Linked DNA regions of Homo sapiens: region 2 is linked to region 1. Evidence: read pairs that join two places in POLR2A ChIA-PET (ENCODE). Cell type or tissue: K562. All regions are shown on one strand. Links, peaks and the distances in the headings refer to the core of each region. The heading gives the core; the rest is flanking DNA.

What was found. Peaks named below come from ENCODE experiments on the same cell type or tissue, not always from the same donor. Only the 100,000 strongest peaks of a DNase experiment are listed, where the experiment ranks them.
Region 2: POLR2A ChIA-PET joins it to region 1 with 7 read pairs; 13 of 35 experiments call an interaction of 5 or more read pairs at or near these places.

What each region holds. Positions count from the first base shown.
Region 1 is chr20:31,556,347-31,559,253 of GRCh38, forward strand. The region is part of intron 8 of HM13 (histocompatibility minor 13); the gene reads left to right. Among named protein-coding and RNA genes, the nearest start is that of MCTS2, 10 kb to the left of the region's middle. In K562, for the core only: a CTCF peak has its summit at 1,197 (motif pointing right); a DNase peak (open chromatin) is centred at 1,205.
Region 2 is chr20:31,715,488-31,718,394 of GRCh38, forward strand. All of the region lies in intron 2 of BCL2L1 (BCL2 like 1), which reads right to left. It overlaps BCL2L1-AS1 (BCL2L1 antisense RNA 1), which reads left to right. Exons shown (of 4, transcript NR_187576.1): 4 at 1,134-1,357. Among named protein-coding and RNA genes, the nearest start is that of BCL2L1, 5.9 kb to the right of the region's middle. RefSeq lists an enhancer at 2,528-2,577 and a silencer at 2,808-2,907. In K562, for the core only: no CTCF peak of the experiment used is centred there; a DNase peak (open chromatin) is centred at 1,804; H3K4me3 peaks cover 2,379 bases.

The sequences.
Region 1 (2,907 bases), core at 132-2,631:
CTATATTTTTTAAAAGAAGAGGAATTATTTTAAAGCAGCAGATTAAAGGCTGACTTACTTTCCAGGGTAGGATATTATAGCAATTCTGATCACCTAGGGTGATACAGGCACTTCTATTTGTGACAGTTGCATTTTGTGACACATGGAGGTGACACAGAGGCTTTCCCTGTTTTACCAGTGAGGAAACTGAAGCTCAGAAGTAAAGGGAATGATACAAATTCACACACTAGTAAGCAACAGGGCCAGGACTCAGACCAGCACTGTCCAACTGCAAAAAAGGCTACGCTGTCAGAACTGCTCCTTACAGCAGCACTAGCAGTAATAAGACGGTAATCACAACAGCTACCATTTATCAAGCACCTGTCGTGTACCAAGAATGGTGCTAGGTGGCCGGCCGGGCACGGTGGCTTAAGCCTGTAATCCCAGCACTTTGGGAGGCTGAGGCGGGTGGATCATGAGGTCAGGAGATCGAGACCATCCTGGCTAACATGGTGAAACCCCGTCTCTACTAAAAATACAAAAATTAGCCAGGCGTAGTGGCGGGCGCGTGTAGTCCCAGCTACTCGGGAGGCTGAGGCAGGAGAATGGCATGAACCCGGGAGGTGGAGCTTGCAGTGAGCCAAGATTGCACCACTGCACTCCAGCCTGGGCCACACAGCCAGACTCCATCTCAAAAAAAAAAAAAAAAAGAATGGTGCTAGGTACTTTTTATATGTCATCTTTACTTCTCCCAGCAGTCCAGTGAGATAGAGGGCATTTCCATTTTACAGATAAGGAAACTGAGGTTTGACTTGCCTGAGGCCACGAGGGTATGGGCTTGCACCCATGTGTCTTCATAATTTGCAGTGCTGTGAGGCAGGGAGACTTGCTTCCCCAGTAGAAGGCATCTCTGTCAGACAAAAGAAATGGAGTCCTGTAAAGCATCTGGCTCACTCTTAAGGGCACGGTCTGTCATTCACCCACACAAACTTCCCCTGTGTCCTTGTCATAAGTTCCAGGCTTGAGACAGGCACAGGACATCTCGGCATATCTGTCCTTTCCCCACCCTCTATATATATCCCCAGTAGTCCCGCAATCACAATAAATGTAAGTTGATCACAGTGGAGCGTTGTTTGGAAGGCCAGATGCACTTTAGGAGTGAAAATCCCTGGCAGAGCTCTGACCCCTGGATTAGTTGGAGAACACTCGTAGAAATCAGCCGCCAGGGGGCACTGAGTTCCCAGCTTGATTCCAGAATAACTGCAGTTGTCTGCTCTATCCCCAACCAACTCCCTACTCCTACAGAGTATTCATTGAGAACTAATTCATTTCCCTCTTTAAAATTAATCATATGTTGACAGTTGACAGGCAGTGCTTCTTTTTTTTTTTTTTTTTTTTTTTTGAGATGGAGTTTTGCTCTTGTTGCCCAGGCAGTGCAATGGCACAATCTAAGCTCACTGCAACCTCCACCTCCCAGGTTCAAGTGATTCTCCTGCCTCAACCTCCCAAGTAGCTGGGATTACAGGCATGTGCCACCATACCCAGCTAATTTTGTATTTTTAGTAGAGACGGGGTTGCACCATTTTAGTCAGGCTGGTCTTGGAACTCCTGACCTCAGGTGATCCGCCTGCCTCGGCCTCCCAAAGTGCTGGGATTGCAGGCGTGAGCCACCGCACCCGGCCAGGCAGTGCTTCTCAGCGCCTTCCTTCAAGTAAATGAGACTCAGAGCCCAGAGCCCAGTAAGGGAGGCGACACACAGGGTGTGCGTATAGCACAGGGACAGGACTGGTTGGCTGTGTTTTGGGGTTGCTTAGGCTTCCGGGATGTCTCTTTCTTTTTCTTTTTTCTTTTTTAGCAGAACCATTGCTTACAATTGGCTTGGTTTTCAAGTTTCAGAGTGCAGTGGGTGGACCGAGGTAACCCTCTCCTGTGCTCCTGTGGAGCCTTCAAATAGCCCACTGCTTGCCCCTCCTCCTCCCCCCTCCAGCCACGCACTGCCACAGGGGCCTTTTTCAAAATGTGTTTAGGTTGTTCTGCTCAGAACTCCTCCAGTGCGTCTCTTCACTCAGGATAAAGACCCAACTCCTCCCCATGGTCCTCGGGGCCCTGCAGGGCTGGTCTATCTCCTCATCTCCTGCCAGTAGGCAAGCTGCCTTAGTGACCCCTCAGTCCCTGCCACATCTCCTGAGCACTCTTTCTCCAGGACCTTTGCACATGCTGTTCTCTCCTCCTGGCGTGTGGCATTTCCAAGAAGCCTTCCTTCTTTCCCCTCCTTCACCCCTGCCCAGCCTAGGTCTCATCCTGTTACACCTTCTTACAACATGGGAAGCACAATTCTCCTGCCTCAGCCTCCCAATAGCTAGAATTGCAGGCGTGCACTGCCATGCCCAGCTCATTTTGGGGTTTTTTGTATTTTGAGACAGAGTCTCACTCTGTCGTCCAGGCTGGAGTGCAGTGGCGTGATCTCGGCTCACTGCAACCTCTGCCTCCTGGGTTCAAGCGATTCTCCTGCCTCAGCCTCCCGAGTAGCTGGGACTACAGGTGCCTGCCACCACGTCTGGCTAATTTTTGCTTTTGTTTTTTGTTGTTGTTTTGTTTTGTTTTGTTTTTTTGAGACAGAGTCTCGCTGTGTCACCAGGCTGGAATGCAGTGGCGCGATCTTGGCTCACTGCAACCTCCACTTCCTGGGTTCAAGTGATTCTTGTGCCTCAGCCTCCCGAGTAGCTGGGACTACGGGCACATGCCACTATGTCTGGCTAATTTTTGTATTTTTAGTGAGACGAGGTTTCGCCATGTTGGCCAGGATGGTCTGGAACTCCTGACCTCGTGATCCACCCACCTCTGCCTTCCAAAGTGGAAGCACTCTTTAACAGTCACAATCTCACAATGATTTCCGTGACTATTTGAGGTATGTCATAGTGTGGCTAC
Region 2 (2,907 bases), core at 327-2,826, 160 kb after region 1:
GTCCATTCCCTCTGCTTTAAACACCCTTTGCTGTAGGGTACCTACATCATCCACCTCCTTACCTCATTTAGCGCTTGGCTCAAATAAATTTAGGTAATACTTTTGTTGGGACTCAGGACATACCATCCCAAAATATGACTGTAGGAAAACAATATGCCACCCCAAAAATATACTTCTTTGGCATATTTTGAACTGGTTATTCTGAGAAACTGCAGACATAAGAGTAGCTCTGAAAAGCTGTCCTTTTGTAAAAGAAATTCACATCTAAAAAGGAAATCTACACTAGTAAAGGTATCTGTATTAGGAAGAGGGCTGCTCCAGACAAATTTTATTACCAGAGAGACTTTTTATTTTTATTTTTTGAGACAGGGTCTTGCTCTGTCACCCAGGTTGGAGCGCAGTGGCTTGATCTCGGCTCACTGCAACCTCCACCTCCCAGGCTCAAGTGATCCTCCCACCTCAGTACACCCCCTCAACAGTATCTGGGACCACAGACACACGCCACCACCAATTCTTTCCCTCACCCTGCCATAACTTGGGTTGCTGCCACTCAAGCCCCTAACAGAAGTCCCAAGCCCCATATTCTTTTCTGTAGCTCAGGATGCTATATAAGCTTCAATTATCTGACCCTTCTTTGAGCCTCATATTTTGTAGGATTCCTGTGTACAACTATGTAATTAATTATTTTTCCTCCAGTTAATCTGTCTATGTCAATTTAATTCTCAGCCCAGCCAAAGGACCTAGAAGGGTAGAGGAAAGCCATTTTTTTCTCCCTTACACCTTCTTTGATCACTCTTTTAAAACTGCAGCCCCACCCTCCCTTGCTAGACATGCCCTATGCCCCAACCTGCTTTATTTTCTTCATAGCATGTACAATCATCTGATATAAACATGTAATTATATATTTATTGCCTGTCACTCCTCATTGGAATGTGAGCTCCATGAGGACAGAAACTTAGTTTTGCTTACTTTTGTTTACTGCCATACTCCCAGTATGGTACACAGTAGGAGCTCAATAAACATTGTTTGACTCAACGAATGAATTATTAGGTAAATAGCCACTCCCATTATTGTTATTCTGGCTTGACAAGGGTCTGTTTCTTCAGAAATTTAGTGGGTTTCTCTTCAATTAGGTATCTGCTATGCCCAAGGCCTCTGCTCAGTGCTGAGGAAACAAGCATGGACAAGATGTGGCCTCCACCCTGAGGAGCTCCTAAATCTAGGACAGAGTAAATCTGTTAGAAATGTCTTCTCTGCACATAATTTAAGCTCTACCAACTGTTAACTTCTTTTCATTTATCCAAGTTTTGCCAGGTACCACACCAATAAAAAAAGACTCAGTCCCTCTTCCTTCAGATATCTGAAGCTGGTGATATTCTCCTGGGTCTTCTCTTCCCCAGGCTAAACAAAAAGACCCAGTGGGATTGCCTGACTCAGGTCTGCCAACTGGGAACAAGGAAGACAGACTGTCGGATAGAGGGGCAGAAGAGAAGAGGATCCAGGAGTAGAGTGACTCCTTCAAAGAAAAAAGAGGGAGTCCTTAGGGAGGACTCTGTGGAATTAGGTTGGAGGTTGGGTGGGGACAGGGCCTCTGCTTAATTAAGGCAGTAGGAGATTATACTTCCGTAGAAAAGCAGTACACTGGGAATTACCCCTATGTCTATCCACATTAAACTCAGGCAAAACCACAGTTGCTTCAAGAAAGCCCCATGATGGAAGGCTGAGGGCACTGGCAAAACCAGGGAGACTGGACACAGAGGAGGACGCTCAAGCCCACTGGCCTCAGGACAGATATCTGCTGGGGGAAGGGACAGAGATAACAACTGCTGTTTCATGCAGCCCAAACAAATCTGGGGACACCCATACAAAAGTCAAGAAAACCCTCCAGGTTCCATTGGAGCCCCCTGAAAAAATACCCGGGTAATTTTCGACAGAAGCTAAAGGGCTCTGTGGGGCTACTGGGGAAATTATTCCTAGGAAGTCTGGAAAACCCTGTGATGGTAACAGAATTTTAAGAGCAACCTCAAATGTACACTCAGAAGAAGTAGGTGTTTCAAGGGGGAGCCCCTGAGACACTTCTACTTAATTTTGGGACCCGAATGAGATTACTAAAAATTTCCACATTTGGGGTTTCTAATGGGGTTTCCCTAAGAAAACCACAGAACTGCCACTATCTGCAAAGGGAGCTGAGGTGCTTCAACTAAGCATACATCCATCTGAAGAAGCCACATTAGGCAATAAGAGATCTACAGAAACTCAGACCACTGAGCCATACAGCTTAAGAAAGGCCAAGTTATGTTTTCTCCCCCAACACAGTTCATTGCTCCCAACAATTACGTTTCTATCAGGCTAAGGGATTTCTTCAGGGACAGCAATCCCAAAGTGGCAAGGCCCACCTGGGTCCCTTCCCACATTCCCATTGGAAAGCACCAGAAACACTTGTGTCCCTTCGGGGAAGGTCATGTATACAACATTCCAGGAAAGTATCACAGGGACTTTGTTTCTCAAGGAGAAACTCTAGGGGGAAGAGTCAGTTCTCTGAGGGAAGCTGCCCATTCATTAAAGGGTTTCCACCCTACAATTATGGCAGGAGAAGGGCTTTTGTGCTAGATCCTTTACTCGAGTCAAGCTATGGCAGCTGGCTATCATTATTCCATTTTACAGGCGGGAGAGACAGATGGACAAGACAGCCGAACAGGTTCAGCATTTCATCAGGTGACTCCAGGCAGGCAGTAATCTGGCTAAGGGTCTACACTTTCAGTCCTTGAAGCATCACTCCACCACTAAGTAGAGATACCTGGGGCAGGCCACCTTCTCCCCACACGCACACCACTGTCATCTATTGGCAGGGCCTGAGAGGGTTTTAACAATGAAAAAATTGGCCGGGGCCAGGCACGGTGGTTCATG